Regions from separate parts of the Homo sapiens genome. Here all the other regions are linked to region 2. The links are chromatin contacts, found by Hi-C or POLR2A ChIA-PET in ENCODE. All regions are on one chromosome and are shown on one strand. The core of a region is the stretch at or near the end of the contact, and the rest is flanking DNA. Distances in the headings are between cores, read along the strand shown. Region 1 holds the start of SARNP (SAP domain containing ribonucleoprotein). Region 2 holds the start of SP1 (Sp1 transcription factor). Region 3 holds the start of MYL6B (myosin light chain 6B).

Evidence for each region. A loop is a pair of places that touch in the nucleus more often than their neighbours do. ChIA-PET counts read pairs that join two places held with the same protein, here RNA polymerase II (POLR2A). Pooled maps may share reads with other maps.
Region 1: a map of CD8-positive, alpha-beta T cell shows a loop between it and region 2 (14-fold over the local background). The contact joins the promoter of SARNP here to the promoter of SP1 in region 2. A Hi-C loop is called at or near these places in 1 of 168 maps with a recorded cell type or tissue (CD8-positive, alpha-beta T cell), 2 of 37 single-sample maps with no recorded cell type and 6 of 50 pooled maps. POLR2A ChIA-PET finds 5 or more read pairs at or near these places in 2 of 52 experiments (CD4-positive, alpha-beta T cell and WTC11).
Region 3: a pooled map shows a loop between it and region 2 (5-fold over the local background). The contact joins the promoter of MYL6B here to the promoter of SP1 in region 2. A Hi-C loop is called at or near these places in 1 of 37 single-sample maps with no recorded cell type and 2 of 50 pooled maps. POLR2A ChIA-PET finds 5 or more read pairs at or near these places in 1 of 52 experiments (WTC11).

Annotation. Positions count from the first base shown.
Region 1 is chr12:55,815,973-55,819,372 of GRCh38, reverse strand. It overlaps SARNP (SAP domain containing ribonucleoprotein), which reads left to right and starts at 1,649. Exons shown (of 11, transcript NM_033082.4): 1 at 1,649-1,707. The coding sequence starts at 1,672. ORMDL2 (ORMDL sphingolipid biosynthesis regulator 2) reads right to left here and starts at 1,332. Exons shown (of 4, transcript NM_014182.5): 1 at 1,261-1,332; 2 at 200-374; 3 at 1-31. The coding sequence starts at 373.
Region 2 is chr12:53,378,511-53,381,721 of GRCh38, reverse strand. SP1 (Sp1 transcription factor) reads right to left here and starts at 1,546. Exons shown (of 6, transcript NM_138473.3): 1 at 1,424-1,546; 2 at 1-63. The coding sequence starts at 1,430. RefSeq lists enhancers at 14-772, 1,623-1,917, 1,750-2,049, 1,953-2,453 and a silencer at 880-1,509.
Region 3 is chr12:56,150,491-56,153,953 of GRCh38, reverse strand. MYL6B (myosin light chain 6B) reads right to left here and starts at 1,367. Exons shown (of 8, transcript NM_002475.5): 1 at 1,323-1,367; 2 at 1-81. The coding sequence starts at 35. LOC124902942 reads right to left here and starts at 2,127. Exons shown (of 3, transcript XM_047429954.1): 1 at 1,907-2,127; 2 at 1,323-1,548; 3 at 57-145. The coding sequence starts at 1,960. The coding sequence ends at 111. MYL6B-AS1 (MYL6B antisense RNA 1) reads left to right here. Exons shown (of 3, transcript NR_186043.1): 3 at 2,969-3,158. LOC124902943 (a long non-coding RNA gene) reads left to right here and starts at 81. Exons shown (of 2, transcript XR_007063328.1): 1 at 81-825. RefSeq lists an enhancer at 2,214-2,293.

The sequences.
Region 1 (3,400 bases), core at 400-2,899, 2.4 Mb before region 2:
CTTTCACCGTATGAAGGAAGACATACGTAGCCTGGGAACAGGGAAGGTGGCAGTGTGAGGGGCAGAAAGTAGTTTTTCAGTCAAAGAATTATGTTAAGATCCCAAAAGGAACACATAAATCCCCAAACAATTGGTGATTTTATTTTGCTTTTGGTTGGGAAACCCTGGGGTGGGTACAAGGGCGTGGTTTAGTGCTCACCAGGTTATGGATGACGTTGGTCAGGGTCCAGACAACAGGAATGCTGAAGAAGGGGATGCTGAGTAGAACCATATGCAGCAATCCTACCAAGATGATGTAGGCCAGCCAGATGCCTCGGCTATTCATCACTCGGGTGTTGGGGTTTACTTCGCTGTGTGCCACCCCCACATTCATCCTAGCCGTAATGGGGGATCAGGCAGGAGTCCAGCTCAGTTTTTTCTCAACCCCTCTTGAGCTATCTCCCAGTTGTCTCTCAGATAGCCCCAATCCCCTGAACTCTATTGGGAATGAAGAACTTACCCATCACGCAGAAAATAAAAACTGAAGACTTGGGGAAAACTTTAAAAGACAAGAAGAGTCCTCACTACATTTCAGAGACATAGTCATTATTGCTCTGATCTTTACACGTCAACTGTAACATGAAGGTGTATGTGTAGGCTTGGGGCACTCACTTCAGGGAGCAAGGGAAATAGGAGTATCTGACTTTGCTGAAGAAGTTAATAACCATGAAGAGGTCACGTACACCCAGAATTCCAGGCGAAAGTCATGGAATCATCAAAGAACCACTAAGAAGGGATGACAGAGTAAAGCTCACTCTGGTCCCCACTTTGTTCTCTGGGGCTTGTCCACCCTCTCTCTCACCTCCGTGGCATGTAAACAGTCTGCATCCCCATTACTTCTCTCAAGCGTGGGGCACGACAACAACTTGCCCACGGCTTCTGGACTGGGTTAGGAAGGGACCTGAGCTCAATACCTCGAAAGGTGGAGCCTTGGCTCTGACTCCAGGGGCAGCAGTGATTATCTGAACTCGGATCTTTAAAATTGTGGTAGCTCTAAAGCTGATGATGTCTGGTTAGGAAGCGGCTCTTGCCCGCCCCAGCCCCACCGCCAGTTCCTTAAGCCCGCCCCATGCCCCTCCCAGCTTCCTCCTCATGTTCATCGGTTTTTTCAGGGCTCCCTTCAGCGCTCCCCTCTCAGTATTTAGGTCACCACTCCCTCGGCGCCCCTTTCGCCTCCCACCATTTTTCCTCAGCAACCCTTACAGTCTTTGCAGCTCCTACCTGCCAGCTCAGATCCCCGTCCGGCTATGGGCGCGGCGCCGGCTACCACACCTGAAGTCTCCAGGAAGTAACGCCTCTCCTTCTGCCCCTTTCCTATTGGAGGAACAGAATCAGCGCTGCCACCACCCATTGGTTGGTGGTCTGTAATGCAGAAGCACAGTTGGTTGCCATTTCTGTCGTTCGCAAGATACAGTGCCCGCCCCTCTCCCAGTTCCACCTTTTGAAAGAGGTGGGGCAAGCTGCCTAGAGAAGTGAGAGCGACGTCAGCTATTGACCAATGGGAAGAGCTGATGGTATGGCGTGGGAGCAAGAGTGACAACGATTGGTCAGCCTTGCATCTCTACGCCTAAGGCGGGAGCTCCTGGAGGCGGAGGCCGCGGGTGGGGGCCTAGTGGAGTGAGGGGTAACAAGATGGCGACCGAGACGGTGGAGCTCCATAAGCTAAAGGTACCGTGAATCGGGGAAGGGCTGAGTTGGACTTTTCTAGGAACTGAATTCTACAGGGTAGCTTGCGCCTTCTCCTACGTCTTCTCCGTGCAGCCTTTTCCACTTCGTTTCTCGGCTCCCGCCGTAGCTCTTTTGTGCCACCCTTCCACACTACGCCTTCCCTAATTTCCCATTTCTCCTCACGGCTTTACTGCTATATTTATTTGTTATTTCTGCTTCCTTCATCATTGTATCGTCCGTCACCCTTCCCCACTGGGTTGTGTAAGTGCCTTCTACCTGTTATACTCTTCGTTGCTTTTCAGGGCTGCATTACGTCAGTTGGTCCCTCCTTTTTGCCCCATGTCGGAGCCAGGATCCGTTTTTCTTCCCTGGGATGATGTTTCCAGTCTGTCGTCCGAAGCTGAGATTTCCCTGTTAGCAAATGGTGGCATTTTTGTGTATTTCTGTCTAAATAGGTACCAGACACTCAGAAAATACTTCCACTCCCCTTTTCTAGGTGGGATTACGCCCCAAGCCGAATTTTGAAACAGGGAGAGGCCTCTCAGAAGATCGGTCTCGCCTTAGAAGCCTGGGGTTGAGGAGGTCTTGAGAATAGTAGAAGTACAGACACCTCAGATTTAAAAGTTTTCGAGTTCTGTCACGCGGCTCTCGGCCCGCCAGCCTTCCTCACACACCATCTCCAACCACCAGAGAGAACTCACACCTGCAATATTTGGGAAAAACAATTCCAAGGTTAAGATTATCTCTGTTCCATTTCATATCTCGGGTGGGCCCTGCATCTCCTGGTGTTACCATTGGCTGACACTGAATCACAGAAGCTATTTTAAATTGTCTTATGAGACTCTTGGTAGTTTTTTCACACTTAGATATATAAAAAAGTTAAAAAAATATATTAAAAAGAAGAACATTTTAAAAAGTATTTTCTTTTAGGGTAAATTAAGATATCTTGAGTAATTGTCTGTTTGTGGTTTCACAAGTAGTTTTCCCATTAGATGTTTTGGACAAACCAGGCTGATATAGCTGAAACTGAAAAGTGATCCTTTAAAGCTCGAAAAGTTTTTTTTTGTTTTTGTTGCTGTTAAGAAAGCTTAAGGGTAGTAAGGGTAGGGAGAGGACCCTTCTTTAGTCACTTATTAGTTGACCCCAATTAGTCTTTCTGTGAAACTGATGTTTTTCTTACTCTTGGATTCTAAACTCTGTTAGTGGGTTTTTGTGTTATTCTGGAGTTATTGTTAACTTGATGATACTGAAATGCATAGACTATATCAGCGGTCTCTTGATCTTTATTGTGATGAGTTAAAAAAAATTGAGCAATCATCTCCACTTTGTTTATATATACTGTACTTATAGAAATTGTATACTTCTGGACTGTTATAAAATATAACACAGAAAAGGAATTTTTGAATGAGATAAAAAGGAACTATATATAGAAGAGCTAATATTTTCTTCCTATTTGTCCTATTTTTGAAATCCCTGGAGTAAGTCACCAGCTGCCCGATGACTTACTTGCATTTATAGATTGTGTTGGTTTATGGAGTTCCTCCTTCCATCAAATCTGTATTTGTCAGGTCTATATAAAATTTGTATTTGATTGGATAAGTAACTTTTACGTAAAGTCCTCTGACCTGATTTCAGTGTTACAGTCTAAGAGAACATTAGGCACTCCTGACAGCCTAAAAAGGACTTGCTCTTT
Region 2 (3,211 bases), core at 297-2,796:
TGCCACCAACTCCTTTTTCAATTTTCACCACAGCTGTCATTTCATCCATGGAGTGATCTTGGTCTAAAATAATTAAAAAACAAACAACGTAAACTTGAGGGAAGAAAAGAAATGAAGTAGGAAGGATAAAAGGAGGCTATGATGAAATAGCAATGACTAACAGGAAGGCGAAAGCCACCAGTATAAAGAAAATGGATTGGAGGGCAGAGGGGAGCTGCAGGGCATGCAGGACATGAACTAGGTTCAATGTGCCAAAAGTGGGCCTTAATTCTCCCTTGTACAAAATTAAACTAAGAAAACATTCAAAAAGTGCTTTGGGGATAGGAAATGTGAAGGACGGTAGGCATGGTGAGAGTTTCTAAATAAGAAAAAGTATCCTAAGGGAAAAAAAGGAAAAGGACAGGTAAGGCATAAAACAACATGTGGGTGCATGGAAAGCTTGCTAAAATTAAGTTTAAAAGAGATGGAGAGGCCAGGCGCGGTGGTCACGCCTGTAATCCCATTACTTTGGGAGGCGGAGGCAGGCAGATCACCTGGGGTCGGGAGTTTTGAGACCAGCCTGACCAACATGGAGAAACCCTGTCTCTACTAAAAATACAAAATTAGCCGGGTGTGGTGGCGCATGCCTGTAATTCCAGCTACTCCCGGAGGCTGAGGCAGGAGAATCGCCTGAATCCGGGAGGCAGAGGTTGCAGTGAGCCGAGATCGCACCATTGCATTCCAGTCTGGGTAACAAGAGCGAAAACTCCGTCTCAAAAAAAAAAAAAAAAAAAAAGACAAACAAAAATCCAAGTGTGAAAAGTAACGAGAGGGGAAAAAGAAGTAAAAAGTGTGAGTAGAAAAACATTTGTGAATACTGCTAAGGAACTAAAGGGATCTACAGGTTAGTAGTCAGAAGGTTTCGGGGCGGAGGGCGGGCCCTGAGGGAAAGGGCGGTTTCGGGGTGAGGGGCGTGGAAAGGGCGGGACGGTGGGGGGCGGGGGGGAAGGGAAATCTACGGAAAGTGGGGGGAGGAGGGCCTTGGAGCAGGCGGCGACCAGAGGGCGGACCAGGCAGGCGGTTGGCCCGGGCGGGGCCTTCGCTGCTCGGGCCGCCCCCGCGGCTCCAGCCCCCGGCGGGAGGAGCCTCAGGCGGGCGGCCGAGTAGTGGGGGGTAAGGCCCGTCCCCCGTGGCCGGGGCGGGCAGGGGGCGGGCGAGGCCACGCTGCCCCCTCCCCCGGGGCGGGCGGCCCATCCCCCTCCTCCTCGGAGGCCCCGCCACTGCCCCGTCTCCCTCCCTTCCCTCCGCCCCGGGCGGGACCTAGGCCGCCGCCGCCGCCGCCTCCCGCCCGCCCCCGCTTCACGGCGGGGATCGCCCGGTCGGCCCTCGCGCGCGCCCCCTCACTCGCCTCCCACCCCTAAGCTTGGAGTGGACTCATCCTTACCGCTCATGGTGGCAGCTGAGGGACAAGCTCAAGGGGGTCCTGTCCGGGGGGGTTGGGGGGGGCCGGGAAAAACGCGGACGCTGACGAGGCAAGCGAACCCGGACCGGACAGGGAGGGGGGGGTAAGGAGGAGGGAGCAGCGCGCCACAAGCCCAACCTAGGCCCCGCCCCTTCTCTGCTGCCCCGCCCAATGAGGGAGGGGGAAAGGAGGGACTTGCAGAAGAAAGACGGTGGAATTATCCAATGGCAAGACTCGCTTGCTCTCCAAGGCGTGTGAGACTAAGTTGCGTGCCTGGTGTCCGCCTAAAAAGACCGCCCTCTCAGTGTTAAAAGCCAATGAAGGATGCAGGAAGTGAAGATGGGCGGGAGCTGGAGATGATTGGCTTGGAAGGAAACCAGTCAACCGGCAGGCGGGCTCCCTGAGACGTAGGGATAGGCAAAGCTTTGATAGGAATGACAGAACAACGGCCAACCAGAATCCGGGATATGCTTGGGCAAAATCCTAGTGGGCGGAGAGGTAAGAAGTAGGCAGGAATAGGAGAGGATGAAGCTGATTAAAACCAATCAGAAATCAGGCGGGCAGCCAGGAACGTTATGATTGGAGTTAGACTGAAAAGAGACAGGAAAGGACGCATATTGACGTGAACTAAAAGCCAATTAAACGCCGAATTAACTGAGGGCGGAAACTTGGAGTGGCAGAGGAGAATTGGCGGCTCCCTCAGTTATTCAATCCAATGAGGGGACGAAGTAGGCCTGGCACCGCCTCCTAGTTAGCCAATGGGCGTTACTGGAGCTGCCCATCATGAGGGAGGGAAGAGGGCTATGCCAAGAGGAGACCGTCGCCATATTGGCCCTCCTCAGGGGACGTTGTTACAGTCATTAGGTGGGACGCTTTAGCGGAGTCCTGCAGCTCAACAGGTGTCAGAGCCAAGGCATTCGGCGCGCAGTTCCGCATCAACACTAGGACTTGTTTGCGTCTTCATTTAACTGCCCCTATAAAGTACCTCTCAAATCTTACCCCCCTCCCGGGTGGTCGGACAGGCGGGCAGATGCCTCAATGTCGCTGCAAGCCCTGGGAATGCAGGCGGGACGAGATCTGGTGACAGCACTCACCGAATAAGTTAATACTGAGCTGACCAATATGCAGAGTCTCCGTGAGACTCCAGAAAACGCGATTTTATTAAGTTCCCCCAGACAAAGGCGCTAACCACTTAAACGACTGGTTAACTTTTCAAGCCTTGAGGCTAAAGTGCGGATAAGTCACTTCCATTTTTTCCCCCTTAATAGTAAATACCGCCTATGCATAAAGCAAGATAGCTGAGCTCCAGCTTTTTGCAATCACGAAGGTTAAGAAACTTTACTGCAGGCACCTGGATTTCTGGCCTCCTCTTTATCCGTGTTTTGGTGGAGCCGGCCTTAATAGCTTGTCAATGACACGATGAGGTCATGTCCTTCAGTATTTGTATCTTATATGTTGTCACCTGCTTATATGTTCTTATGTTTTAAAATGTGAATTCTCCTAAACTATTTTAAGCCCTTTGAAGGTAAGAACTGAGGCCTCTGCTGCTTTAAACAGGTAAAAAGGTGAAGTGATTGCTGACTGCCTACCGTGTTAGGTGCCTAAGTCAGGGAGGCAGTTAGTATTCCATGTCATCCTTAAAAGGAAGATTTTATTAAGTATCAGCTATATTATGTATTTTATAAGTGAAGACATTTAGGCTGAGAAGTGACTTACCCAAGGTCACAAAGCAAATGAGTTGTAGTGTTAGATTCCAACCCAGAATAGTTC
Region 3 (3,463 bases), core at 118-2,617, 2.8 Mb before region 2:
GGTTTCTTCACGGGAACATCCTTCTTGGGAGGCATGATGTCCGGTGGCCAAAGGACAGTGTGCGGATGGGGGCACCCATCTCTGTTTAAATAGCCAGGGAGTCTGGGATGTCAAGGGGCGGGGGCAGGGGCAGGGAGCCAGTTGGCTGTGGCAAAGATGAGGTAGAGGAGAGATATAACCGCCTGCCCTCACTCCCCTGGCCTCCTATGGTTCAGGACTCCTGCCCCAAGGTCTTCTTCCCTCTGTCCCCTTATCCCCAAAGGCTGACCAGAAAAGAACAATGTTTCCTTTAGGGGTAGGGGAGGAAGCCAGAGACTGCCCAGAATGAGGTAGTTAACCTCCAGGGTGAGGATAGGATGCTTGCCAGTGGCACTGAGATGGGGGTGGTGAGGCAAAGCAGGTGATCCAGCAGCTTTAGTCTTCTTGAAGGGTGGGGTGAGGGGTAGCAGCCAGGGAGGCTTGTGTGAACTGGAACAAGTTAAAGTGTGGTCTGGGAGCAATGACAAAAACAAGAAGCCCATCTGCCCAGCCCCTCCACTCCCTTCTGACCATGGCTTTGTAAAGAGCAGGGGTAGTTAACCTTAGAGTCTAATGATCCCTAATACTTGTAGTTCCTGAGCCCCCACCCAGCCAAGAACTGGAACTATTCACAGTATAAAGGAAGAATAGTCATAAAAACAGGAGTATGACATCCCTCATTGTCTCCTGTGCCCAGTGTTGTTTTAGGGGCAGGAGTGGGGGCAAAGATCAGGTTTAACATCTGCTACCCATTCTTCCATGGAAGAAACCTTCCACAAGCCCACGGTCATTCAAGACAAACAAAAGGTAGGGTGCTTGCTGAACCTGTGGGGACCCTTTGGTGGCACCTGAGGAGAAGGGCAGGCTCTGGGAGACGGCTTAAATTCCCTAATCCAAGAGGATGTGGGCGCTCCTATGGCTCCATGAGTATTCACCCCACAACCAGGGGTATAATAAAAATCCTGACTCAGGGGCCAGGTCACAAACCTTGCCAGGGGCGCTGGGAGAGAGTCCAAGTTGGGGGGCGTTTGGGAGTGGGGAGGGATTGCAGGCTACTTTTGTTCTGGGGTAAATTAGGAAAGGATTTAGGTAGCATTCTGAGGAAGATAGCAGTGATTCCACTTAGGCCCCGGGGTTGATGCTGGGTCTCCCATTCGCAAAACAGCGTCTGAATCTCATGACTGCAAATTGTCCCATTTTTACAAAATACATCACACACACACGACACACACACACACACACACACTCACGCACCCCCACTAAATCTTAAAGAAAATGGCCCTCCTCAGCCCCCAAAAACTCACCCTGCGGGGTCCGTGTCTGGGGCTGGGGAGGGGGCGGGGCATAGCGCGGCCCCCAGCCCTGAAGGGTTAATTCCGGTGGCCGCGGAGCATGCCGGGAGTCGTAGTTCCCCGCGGGCTCACGGGATGCGCCGCGCTCTAGATTGCAGTTGACGCGAGGGCGGTGGCTTCCGGCCCATGGCGGTGGTTGGTGACTCAGTGTCCTTCCAGCGCGCTTTATGTCCCGGAACTGAAAGGCAATGAACAATTTCCAATCCACCCCAACCCTAAAAACCCTGCGGGGCCCCTAGGGTATCCCTCCTACTTAACCCTGGCGGGCTCCTAGTCTCGGGAGGTGGAGGGGGCGGGGCGGCTGTTTTCCTGGACCTACTGCTGAAAGAACTCAGAACCTGGGGAAAGATTGAGGCTGCAGCAGGCAGCGTGGAGGTCAGATAGCTGGAAGCACTTAACGGCCCCGGGGAGAACCGCTGCACTCTCTTTTGCTTCCTCTCGCGGTTTGGTAGAAAAAAAAGAGGCCTCAGAGTAGTTTGTTTTTAATGAGCTGGTTGCTGAAGTAAATGTTAAAATTTGCAATTAAGCCCAGTCACCTGCCCCAGCCTTCTCTGATCGAGGTTTCCATCCTGCGGCAGCATATGCGCCATCCTCCTCGATCTTCACAGGTCTCTGAGCGGAGGGCTGGGCTTTCCAGCCCTACTTTCTGAAACTCTTATGGTCAGCATTGGAGTTCACTGGTTCCCCTAGGCGTTGATCAGAGGATGGGAACCAGCCCGGCCGGGCCCACCTTCACTCACTGGATCAGTAAATACCCTGGCGGTGCACCTGGTGTTGGAAGCTGGTGCTGCACAGGCGTGTGAGGATTAGATCAGAGCAGAAAACTCGGGCGATGGCAGGGTGGTGAGGCACAGGTGAACTTTATGGGCAGTAAGTGAGGTTCACTGGTTGGGGAAAGTTTATTGGAAAGGTAGAAATGAATTGTACGACAGAAATAACGATAATAGTAAGTTAGCAACCATTTCTGGAGGCCGCCATAGATCTCGTACCGGTGAAGGGGCTAAATTATCTCAGAGGGTGCTCAAGTGGATGGGGTTCAGACAGCCTACTCAGATTTAAATCCTGGTTCTACCAGGTCCTAGTTAGTGACCCTCAGCAGGTTTAGTTATCTCTCCTGGGCCTCAGTTCCTCATCTGTAAAATAATGATAATGGTACCTACCTCATAGGGCTCTTCGGAGGATTCGAAGTGTTATTATTGGTAAAATAGGGCCGGGCTTGGTGGCTCACACCTCCCAGCACTTTGGGAGGCGAGGCAGGTGGGTCACCTGAGGTCAGGAGTTCGAGACCAGCCTGGCCAACATGGTGAAACCCTGTCACTACTAAAAATACAAAAAAAAAAAAAAAAAAAAAAAAAAAAAAAAATAGCTGGGCCTGGTGGCGGGCGCCTGTAATCTCAGTTACTTGGGAGGCTGAGGTCGGAGAATCACTTGAACCCGGCAGGTTGCAGTGAGCCGAGATCGCACCACTGCACTCCAGCCTGGGTGACAGAGTGAGACTCCAACTCAAAAAAAAAAAAAAGTGTAAAATAGAATAGGCCTGGCACAGCATAAGTGCTGTATAAGTTTTTGTTAAATAACTTTCCTTTAATCTTCCCAAGGTATGAGGTCGCTGATATTTTCCCCATTTTACATCAATGAAGTAAGGATCAATAGGTGTTGTGAAGAGACGGAGAGGAAGAAGGAATACATTTTTAAGTGGTTATAAGACTGGGAAAGGGCCACATTATAGATGCCTTTGTGTGGCTTTCATTACTTTTGCAGACATTGATTTCAAAATATGGCTCTTGTAATTTTTTTTCTTTCCTTTTCCCATTTTTGGCATTTTGCCAAGTATGAGTGGTTATGGCATCATCTGACTTTCTAGCATTTTCTATAGAGAAGTAGTACAGGGAAAAAACGTTAAGACCCTTGCAGAGATGGGAAGGCTATCCTTCATTTTCTGTGCCATCCCTGTCTTGATCATAAATAACAGGAACTGGACGAAACATGGTCTTAACTGGGCATAGGGTGATTATATATGTGAATTATCTGTGAGAAATGCCTGTCTCTCCTCTCTCCTCTCCCTGCTTAGCATGTGATTTGTATATTCTTAT